2 separate regions of the Homo sapiens genome follow, and region 2 is linked to region 1. Evidence: read pairs that join two places in POLR2A ChIA-PET (ENCODE). Cell type or tissue: OCI-LY7. All regions are shown on one strand. Links, peaks and the distances in the headings refer to the core of each region. The heading gives the core; the rest is flanking DNA.

Region 1 (5,392 bases), core at 316-5,315:
GCCCTCAGTGTATTAATAGTACCTGGGTATTGCTTAGGTTATTCAGGGCTCAAGGTATCTTCAATTAACAGGTGGTGAATGCTCTGAGGAATGAATTCTTTCCTTCAATGCAGAGGTTTCCCTTCTGGCCCAGCCTATGTCTAGAAATGTTGTCTAGGAGCAGTGGCCTGGAACGGGGGCCTCACAACTCTGTTTGGTGCCTTATCCTCTTGTGGCTCAGCTGATATGCAAAGACAAAGTCTTCCTTACTGTTTCTTTCCATTCCTCCAGCAGAAGGAAGGAGTCTCTTTGGGAGCTGCGAGATATGCAACCTGGAGTTGGGGGAGGGGTGATAACAGCACTCCTTTGGCTGACCCAGCTGGTGTCTCAGTATGTCAAATATCCCCCTAGTCCACAATTTCTGGGACTTATTCAGCACTGGACTCACCTAAGAGTTGCAGTCCTTATGGCTTAGACTGCCTTTCAAGTTTACTTGGAAACACAGAGAACTGTAGGCCCCCTGTGGTGAGGTTTTCAGGCACTGAAGTTCTTACTGCTGGGATTGCTGATTCCTCTCAGGTTAGGACTGGCTTAAATGCTCCCTCTGCCTCCAGGGGCAGGTGTCAGCTGAGTTTGATCTAGTTTTCCTTTGTGTCTAACATAACAACAATGAGTTCAGTGCCTCATAATTGCTGTGTTCTTCCTTCCCCCCCGTGCCCAGAGATAGACTGTGCACCACATGACTGCTACTGAGGTTGGGAGGGAGGGGGGTTGGTGATTCAGGACTGTTTTTTTCCATCTCTTCAGTGCCTCTTTTAGGGATATGAAGTCCAAACCGGGTACTATGAGTGCTCACTTGATTTTTGGTTCTCATGAAGGTATTTTTTCTGTGTAGTTGTTAACTTGGGGCCTTGTGGGGTATGGGGAAATGATTAGTGGAGCCTTCTATTCTGCCATTTGCTTTGCTTCTCCTCCCCATTATAAACTATTTAAAAAATATTTAATAGCTTAAGAAATTACTTAAGTAATACTCAGTATAGAAATAAAATATGTGGTCTCTCAGCTATCCACAGTGTGCTGTCAATTATGGAATAAAAAATACGTATTGAGTAGTTTAAATGGACCATTTTTTTAAAAGGATGATTAGTTTACTGTAAACTCTATAAACTTTCATATAGATTTAACAAATTAATCATTTACAATTATAAATATGTAAAAATTCTTTGATTATGTGAACAACTTTTGGTTCAAAAAGTAGAGTAACTAAAAGTATAAAATTCAATGCCTTACACAGCAAGCATGTGCAGATAGTAGAAAATCCTAATTGATAATTTTTAATATGTCGTCTGGAGTAGATGATTTAGGTTTGTAAGAAGTTATAAACTGCCTAAGGGTAGGGAATCACTGTCTATGGAATCATGGTGTCATTAAAAGAATTCGATATTCGGCCTCATATTCCAGACATTGCCAATGGTTAGTTTTGTGACTTGAGGGAAGACATTTACTTTTTTGTCAGCAACAGCTTCCTTATTTGTGTAAAAATAACTCTTGTTTTTCTCATGTCATAAATGATTACAATTTGAAGTTGCTTTCACTTCCAGAAAGTGGGTAAAGACTTTTTTTTCTTTTTAATTAGAGAGAGTATCTCACCCTGTTGCCCAGGCTGAAGTGCAGTGGTGAAATACCTCACTGCGATCTCAAATTTCTGGGCTCAAGCAATCTTTTCATCTCAGTCTCCTGAGTAGTTGGTACTATAGACACATGCCCCTATATGTGGCTAATTAAAAACCAAAAATTTAAAGATGAGTTTTATTAGGTTGCCCAGGCTCATATCAAATTTCTGCCCTCAAGCAATCCTTCTGCCTCAGACTCCCAAGTAGCTGGTATTACCGGTGTAAGCCACTGCACCCAGGATAAAAATTTTATAACATATTTTCCCATTTTTTAATCTCAATGTTTTCAAAATATAATATAGATCAGACTCTTTTAGATAGCTTTTTATAAGATACAGATTGCCAGGCACTTTGGGAGCCTCTGATTTACCTGATCTGGAAAAGTTCTTGTATTGTTAACAAGCAAGCCCAATTGATCTTGAAGTAGATGGTGTGAGGAACACACATTGAAAACAATGTTTGTCTCTATTCCTCTACAAAGCTAATTCCAGTCCCCCTGAAACTTTTCTCCACTAATTGCTTTTTCTTCTTATACTTACAATACCCTTCCCTCTTGCTCCACTTTAGACAACCAGAGGACAAGGTATATGAAACCCAGTTCTCATTATTACAGTAACTTTCTTGAGGCATTCTTGTCTTTTTCCAACCCACAAATGGTTGAAAGTATTAGGCCAGGTATTTTGCCTTGAAACCAAACTTTCCAACTCTTTGTTTGCTCTGCTAACTTGTTTTAAATAAGGCTGCAGCTGTGCTATTTTTGCCAACTCTAGAAAATTGACTTAATATTGTTCTAGAATACTCTTTCAGCTATAACAAGTTATGTATAAATCAAAAGCTTCTTGTGTAAAACTTCTTATAATTGTAGAGGCTGCTCAATACAGAACATGGTCTCAGTCCTCCTCTGGTCCACAAAGCCTCTGACTTCCTGTCTACGGACAGAACATCTGGTTTAATCTACAGGAACCCATAACTTCCTGAAGCTTTATGCTAAACAGTGACAGCGTGAGTCAATTGAATTTTAGTGTGTCTGAGTCCATAGAGTGTTAGCTACAGAAACCTTTCCATTGCCATTCTGAGCAAGTGCAGCAGGCAGTGTGCCTACAGCTCTGCAAAGAAACTTCAGGTAAGCAGAATTGTTTAGAACAGCCTTTTTTTCTTGGCATTTCAATTAATTAGGATTCTTGTTCTCAATCATTTGTATTTGTTAATTTATTTCTTTTCCCCTGAAAACCCTTGGAATGAGCACTCACCAGGGTCTCAATGTTGAGAACAAATTCTTCAAAACCTTTTAGGTACCTGAAGCTGGAAAATACTTTAGAAAAAGCCAGTGTGTAGCCTTTTGAATTTGTAAAATGTCCAAATGCTTTCCTTGAATTATAAATTATCAATATGCTTAAACATTTCTCTAACAACCTCTAGATCTCCAGGGTAATATAGTTACCAAAAAGAAAAAAAATCAGTATTCTCCTTGCCTCCAATCCTGCTTCTAGAGTATTACTTATTTGCATAGAAAAATCTTCCTTCTTCCTTCTGTGTCATGTGGCTGGAATAAAACAATGCTTTTCTGTTGCCCTCTGCCAAATTTCTCTGCATTCGTTGAAATATTTGGCACCTGACATCCTAATTTTTCTCTTCAGCCAACTTCTGCTACATCCTGTTCATGTCTGTGATACCTGAAGCTCCCATTCCCTTCTTGGCTCCTACTCTATTGACTTGGAGTTGATGCCAACAGTCATACATGCCAAACTGATCTACTTCTGAATACCTCTGAAATCTCAACCTCTAATAGCCTAATATCTGACTCCAGTCTCCTATTTGTAAGTACATTTTCCCCTGTCTATTAACATTGCTATTCTTTGACTTCATCAAGTACTTTCGTCCCTTGCTTTTTCTATATTTTCTCACTTTATTGGTCTCCAACCTACTTTACTTTTTTCTTCTCTATCTTAGATGTGAGTTTCAATCCCTCATTACTATGTTCTCAAATGCTTTGTCCCTTATCTTTTTTGTTATCCAGCCCTGAAAAAGCCAATCTTGGTTTGTTTTAATTTGTCTTCTGTGCTTCTACTTTTAGGGTGCTGAGCTTAATATACTGTTGAGTAACACTTCCAGTGATGGTGTCCCTCTTTACATGATCCTAAGCATGCTTGCCAGTCCTTGCTAATTCTAGTCCACTGTTTCTCCCATTAACATCAAAAGCCATTTATACCCTAACCATTTCCCCTAACATCCTACTTCTTTTTCTGAACACTTTCTTGGCATACTCCCTCACCCACTCACTTCTAAAAAGTGATTTTGGGAATAGGAAGAAATTTTACCTCTTCCAGGAAATAGACATTCAAAAATAACTTGCCAACTCTATGCTCCTTTTTTCTAACCCTGTGTACTCCTGTATACAATTAGTCCTTACTTAACATTGTCAATAGGTTCTTGGAAACTGCAACATCAAATGAAACAACACATATCAAAATTATTTTTACCATAAGCTAATTAATATAAAGAAGAGTTAAGTTCCTACAGCATATTTCTGGTGACAAAAACATCACCAAACTTATAAAGAACTGAAGCACTTCTAATATAAAACAATGCAATAAATGTAAGCTGTATATACATTTAAGAAATATTGATACAAACAAGTAAGATAATTATTTACCTGATTTTTGTTGCGTTGATGTGTGATGGTGATCACAGTGGTGGTGAGTTAAATTGAGAAATAAATGTTTGCAAAGCAAAAGGTGTAAGAAGCAACTCTTGTATCTATGAATTTAAAAATCCATCACAAATATGATGGGCTCGCTGAGTCCTTTTGCACAGCATTGTTTATTGTCATGCATTTGTATCATTATCATAGACTTTATGAATTTTTGTTTTATTATGAATGTTTCATTCATTCATTTTTCAACTGCCTTATTGCAGTTCAGCGGAGCAAGTGGCTGAAGCCTATCCTGGTAGCTCAGAGCACAAGGCAGGAACCCACCCTGGACTGGAAACCCTTCCATCCTGGGGACACACGTGCACACACACACATACACACTCTCTCTCTCACACACACACAAACACACTCATCCTGTGAAAATTTAGACATGTCAATATACTAATGTACACATTTTTGAGATGTGAGAGGAAATGGGATTATCCAGAGAAAGTCCACACAGACATGAGGAGGACAGGCAAACTGCACATAGACAGTGGTCCAGCCAGGAACTGTTTTTTTTCTCTTCACCATTATAATGAAAAGATATTGAACAAAATGACATTATTTGATGACCTGCTGTATACCTACATACATACATTTGCATCTGCATCCATCCTAAATTTTTTTGACTTCTCACTGGAAGAAGTATTCTTCCTGTTCAAAACTTAATTTAACAAGTATGCTGATAATTATGGTTGATGATTACATGAATTAGTCAACATAAATAAGCTGAAATAGTGGCTGGCATTTTGTACATAAGGTCATTGAATTTCTGTCACCTTTCTATGTCCTGTTAGACACATTGGCCTATCAATGACTTACATCTTACCTCTTGTAGTTAGTATAGGTATGCTTAACTCTCATCTAATAAGAGAAATGCCTTTCTTTGAGCTCTTGTACCTCTCTTCTTCCCCTTGATACTCTCGTGTTCTTCTTTCTTTTCTGGTCAAGCTCTTTCAAAAAGTTACCTTCACTTCCTCACATTTCATTTAGTCTCCAATCCCCATAATCTGATTTCTTCTCCTGTCCATGTCTCTTACAAAGT
Region 2 (5,392 bases), core at 109-5,108, 81 kb before region 1:
TGAACACTGACAGTTACTGGTTATAAACCTGCTTCTCAGATACATAACAAAGACAGGATGAAATCAGTCACCCTCCACCAGGCCTTAAGATGCCTCACTTTTCTCCCTACCCACTCAACTGCACACTTACCTTATTTTATATATAGCATCACAGAGCGCCCAGCAGAAGCAAAGGAATGCAACAATTGCTTCTCTCCCTGCTTCTCTCACCTCCTGGACCACACATATCCCCCTGTTATATATACTGTGCCCCACATAACCCCCTGTGGGACATATTCTGGGTTGTACTGAGTCCGTGTTGATAGGGTTAAGTTCTTAAGCTCGGCACAAGATGAATTTAACCATGATTTCTCTAAGTTATAGTGCCTACTGTTTCACCAGACACCTACAATCTATATTGTTCTAGAATCTGCAGTGTCCAGGGTTTGAGCAAGATACTTTAGTGAATATAAACATTAAGGAGACATTGCCTTTTCCCAAGGCTACAGGATATCAGCCTCTTTGAAGAGTGACATGGCCTTTACAGCCAGAAGCCCACAAAATAGAATGAAGTAACTGAATTTTCCGTAGCACTCTGCGCAATTTATGTGGTGTTAGACTCATGGGTTTTAAAGAAAGATACTTGTGATCTCATTCTCACAAGCCACAAACTTCATGGGACGATGAGTATCTGTTTATCAGGGGAAATATAAACAATAAGTGTGAGTTTTAGCAGTGCATGTATTAATATTATGTTGAAAATTGTATTGTTAAGGAGTAAAAGAGAAAATAGTGTAACTAATTTTAAAGAAACCTTCAAGAATTTGAGGATGCTTTTATAAATGCAAGTTCCTGAATATGGCCAAAACACAACACCTCAGTGAATTTAAAAGAGTAGATGTTTTAAAAGACCGGATTTTAAAAGAATGACTGAACATAGCCAAGTAAATATTCAAAGAATTATAAAAAGAATATCAAAGTAGACTAGAAAATAACAAATGGAACAATTTGTAAAAATGAAAGCCATAAATAATGAAATGTAGAACAAGACACAGTGCAAATGATATATAAAGCCAAAAGTTCATTTTTAAATGGCAAAAAGAAAGAGCAGAAGAGAGAGAGAGATAAACTTCTGGTAAGGCATTTAAAGGAAATAGAAGAGAAAGAGAAAAAAGAAAAAAAAAAGGCATAGAGTATGAGCCATGAGAATGGAAACAGAAAAGGAAAAAGACTTATAATAGAAGATTATATACTACTCCAAGGCAACATATTCACTGATAAAGAAATGGATGTTATCCCTCAAGAATAAACTATCAAAATTGACTTTCAAAAAATAGAAAACTTCAATGAACTAATAGAAATATCGGAAATGAAATGAAATATCTACCATTTGAAAAGTGGACAAGAATTATGGCTTCCAGCTCCATCCGTGTTGCTACAAAGGACAATATTTTATTCTTTTCTATTGCTGTGTAGTATTCCATAGGAATACATGTACCAAGTTTTTTTATCCAATGCACCTTTGATGGGGATCTGTGATGATTCCATGTCTTTGCTATTGTGAACAGTGCAGCAATGAACATCCTAGTGCATGTGTCATTTTGGTAGAACGATTCATTTTCTTTTGGGTATTTACCTAGTAATGGCATTGCTGGGTCGAATGGCAACTCTCTTTTAAGTTCTCTAAGAAATTTCCAGACTACTTTCCACAGTGTAATAATCCTAAGCAAATTAATGCTGTAACAGAAAATCAAATATCACGTTTTCACTCATAACTGGGAGCTAAGCATTGAACATACATGGACATAAATGTGAGAACAATAGACACTATGGACTCTAGAGGGTGGAGGGAAAGGGGCTGGGTTAGAAAACTACCTATCGGGTACTATGCTCACTACCAGGGTGATGGGATCTGTCCATACTCCAAGACTCAGCATCATGCAATATTTGCGTGTAACAAATATGCACATGTACCCCCTTTATCTAAAAGGAAAGTTGAAATTACAAACTAAAAAGTAGCCAAAATTAGATTATTTTACATTTCAATTCTACATAAGGCAAAACCAAACACATAATTTTAATAGTAGACTTTGGTAACAGATGAAAATATCCTAATGCCAAATCTGGTAAAGAAATAACAAAAAGAGAGTTACTGACCATATTGGCTTATGAATACAGATGCAAAAATTCTGAATAAAATATTCAGTAGCATATGAAAAGAATGTGAACATGAACAGTTTGTTTTAGAAAGGCCAGAATGAGTTTGATCAGAAGATCTTTTAGGGTAATAAATTAAAGGAGGAAAAAATTACATGAGTATATAAATTGCCATAAAAAGACAAAAATGAAATAACATAAAATCTACCGTTCATTCTAAATATAATTTCTATGAAAATGGGAAAACAGGAAAGTGCTCTAAGCCTGTAAAGACAGAATTAAATGTAATTCCAAAGGTAAGTTTTTATAGCTATTTCATTAAAATCAGGAATGAGACAAGGATAGAACTTTTATTATGGCTACTTGGTATTGTTTTCTTAGGTTGTACATTATACAATAAGGCAAGAAAGTAAAAACCCATACAAATATTGGCAAAGAAGCAGCAAATTACTTTGTTTATAGATTACAGTATTACACATTTAGAAAATATAAGAGACTTCGACAGAAAACAAAAACAAATAACACCCCAGGCAAACAAAGAAGATTTTAAAGCATAGTGTGACATATTTGGAAATGAAGAATATAAATAGAAAGCAATAACAAAATAATAATGCTCAGAAATAGAAAAGGAAAAATAATTTAATAATCTTAAAAAATAATATAAAATACCTAAGGGTAAACTTAATGGAAAAATCACGTAGTTTACCTCAGGAAAACACTAATATTTTACCAGATGGCATAGAACAGAAACTGAAAAAAGTGAGAGAAAGACCATATTTCTTGATAAAAATATTTAGTATCACAAAAATATTAATGCTTCCACAATTGTCTAAAAAAGCTCCTCCAATACAAATCACAATTGCAATACTTAGTTGGGGAAATTGGGGAACTGAAAAATTAGTTTTTGTTCATATAGCTCTGAAGTTTATAAGAAATAGGAAAGCAAGAAAAAGATTAGTGAAGGGTGATTTGCTTTATTAGATATTAAAATTTGCCACAAAACAATGAAATAGCATGAGAAAAGATTAGAAACAAATACAGAAATAGCTACAAAAATATATAAAAGTTATATGACAAAATAGACATTTATGTTTCAGTAGCAGAATGACTTACTTAATAAATAGCACTAACGTAATTAGCCAGCCATTCGGGGGATAAATATAAAAGAATGTTAATTCATGCTATTCAAAAATATATTCCAAATAGAATGAAGTTTGAAATGTCAAAAGTAAAAATTAACTCACTGTAAGACAAAATGAAAAAAACAACTTGTACGATCTTGGTTTAGGAAAAATCTTCCTAATTATTAACAAAAAAACTCCCAAAGCCTCAGGAATCATAGTGAAAAAGATAATATATTTGATTACATGAAAATTAAAAATTGCTTCATGTGAAAATCTATCAAATTAGAAAATAATTCTAAATTGGGCAACAAATTTGTAGCATACACCTTGTGTTAGTATCCCTCATATCCAAAACACATAGAGAATTTTAAGAATGACACAAAATCCCAGTGTAAAAATGGTCAAACAATATAAACAGTTCAGAAGTAAACCCAAAATGACTGATAATCATATGAAAATATATGTTGAATATCACTAGTCAGGGAAATGCAAATTAAATCTACAATAAGATGCCACTTTTCACCCACCAGTTTGGCATAAAGTAGAAGAAGGATAACATTCACTGCTGATGAGAATGTGGGAAACAATTCTTCCACAGATTGCTAATGGAAATAATACTGTGGAATCCTTTGGGAGGGTAGTCTGGCAGTGCCTACTTAGGATAAGATAAGCTCTGACTTGGACTTATCCCTTTTGGAAACCAATTGCATTGAGAAAAGTTTCCAGGATGTAAAGACATGTATACAAGGATGTTTATTGAAGCATTGTTTGTAATGGCAAAGAAGTATGAACAATTTGAACCCAACAGGAGGAGAATGACTGACTAAATAGCATTGCATTGACTCTATGGAACGCCACAGTTATTAAAACAAATATGTTAGTGCTGTATTGATTCACTCAAAGCAATGTCCATATGTCAAAGGCAAATTAAAAAGCGATTACAGAAGAGATCATAACTGAATATCCGTTTGTGTGTTAATATGGCCAAGGACACCGATTACCCCAAAGGGTAGGAATGGAGGAGAGGAGGGCAAAGAGGTGAGAGGTTATTAACTTCTTAAAATCATGTTGAATTTTTCCACTTCTATAATCAGCATATATTATCTTTCTGATTAGGAACCAACAAAGAAAAATTAATATTTTTCTAGAGAAATTCTCCTGCATCTCACCTTAAAAAGGTCTTCTTCAAAATTGCATTGATTTTCAATACTGAAAGAAACATGGTATACTATGGAATCAGACTAAGTGAATGTATTTCCAAGTAAATTGCAGCATATTTCATTCTTTCCATTTTTTTGGTCATATATGTGTGGCATGGAACTTTTATATTTTAATATTTTTGTTTGCTGACTCACTATATAAAAACTAGCCTTGTTCAAAGCAATGCATATATGAAGTTACAGCTTGATGGTACAGTTACATTGTTAAAATACACATAGTGACTACAAAGTTACTGAAGTAAAAAGAACTATTTGGTTCATACAGTTATTTAGCGTATGACACTTTGAAGAAATTGGACCATGGATCAAGTAAACTAACCATTAATCATCGATCCGAAATTGTCAGGAAACCAGGAGATCAAAAGAACATCCCTGGGGAAGGTATTAGGCTCAGCTTATTATTATGTGGGGGCTCAGTGTCTATACCCACCTGAAGCTGGGCTGGCCATGAGGCTTCAGTTCACTAATCAGATGTGCATGAAACAGACACAAAAAGGGGAAGTCTTTAGGGCCAAAAAATAGACCTAGGTTTGTATTACTATTTCAGCTTAATCGTGTATTCCTTGTGTGTCCTCGGCCAATAATGGCTAATTATGGTAAATACTATTTAGAATTATGTGCTATATACTAAGTGTTTGACATGTGGTATCTCATTTAAACCTTGTGTAATCCTCTGAAGAATGTCCTCCTATTTTTCCCATTTTAACAGATGATAAAACTCACAGAAGGGCCTATGGTTATATAGCTAGTAAAAGTGGCAGAGTCCGTTGAACTTGAATTCAGATTGGGGAATGCTTTAACAGATGGTATCCAGCAGCTACCTGACTGAATATTTCTCAGTGTTGTTTCCTCATCTCTAAATTAAAGATATTAAAGCTCACTTTGTAAAATTGTTCTGATGATGACAGTCAC

Evidence for each region. Peaks named below come from ENCODE experiments on the same cell type or tissue, not always from the same donor. Only the 100,000 strongest peaks of a DNase experiment are listed, where the experiment ranks them.
Region 2: POLR2A ChIA-PET joins it to region 1 with 8 read pairs; 2 of 35 experiments call an interaction of 5 or more read pairs at or near these places.

The regions. Positions count from the first base shown.
Region 1 is chr11:59,007,076-59,012,467 of GRCh38, reverse strand. The region is part of intron 3 of GLYATL1-AS1 (GLYATL1 antisense RNA 1); the gene reads left to right. Among named protein-coding and RNA genes, the nearest start is that of GLYATL1-AS1, 49 kb to the left of the region's middle. In OCI-LY7, for the core only: no CTCF peak of the experiment used is centred there; a DNase peak (open chromatin) is centred at 2,597; H3K4me3 peaks cover 481 bases; H3K27ac peaks cover 620 bases.
Region 2 is chr11:59,087,934-59,093,325 of GRCh38, reverse strand. The region is part of intron 2 of GLYATL1B (glycine-N-acyltransferase like 1B); the gene reads right to left. Among named protein-coding and RNA genes, the nearest start is that of GLYATL1B, 4.3 kb to the right of the region's middle. In OCI-LY7, for the core only: no CTCF peak of the experiment used is centred there; a DNase peak (open chromatin) is centred at 4,955; H3K4me3 peaks cover 535 bases; H3K27ac peaks cover 859 bases.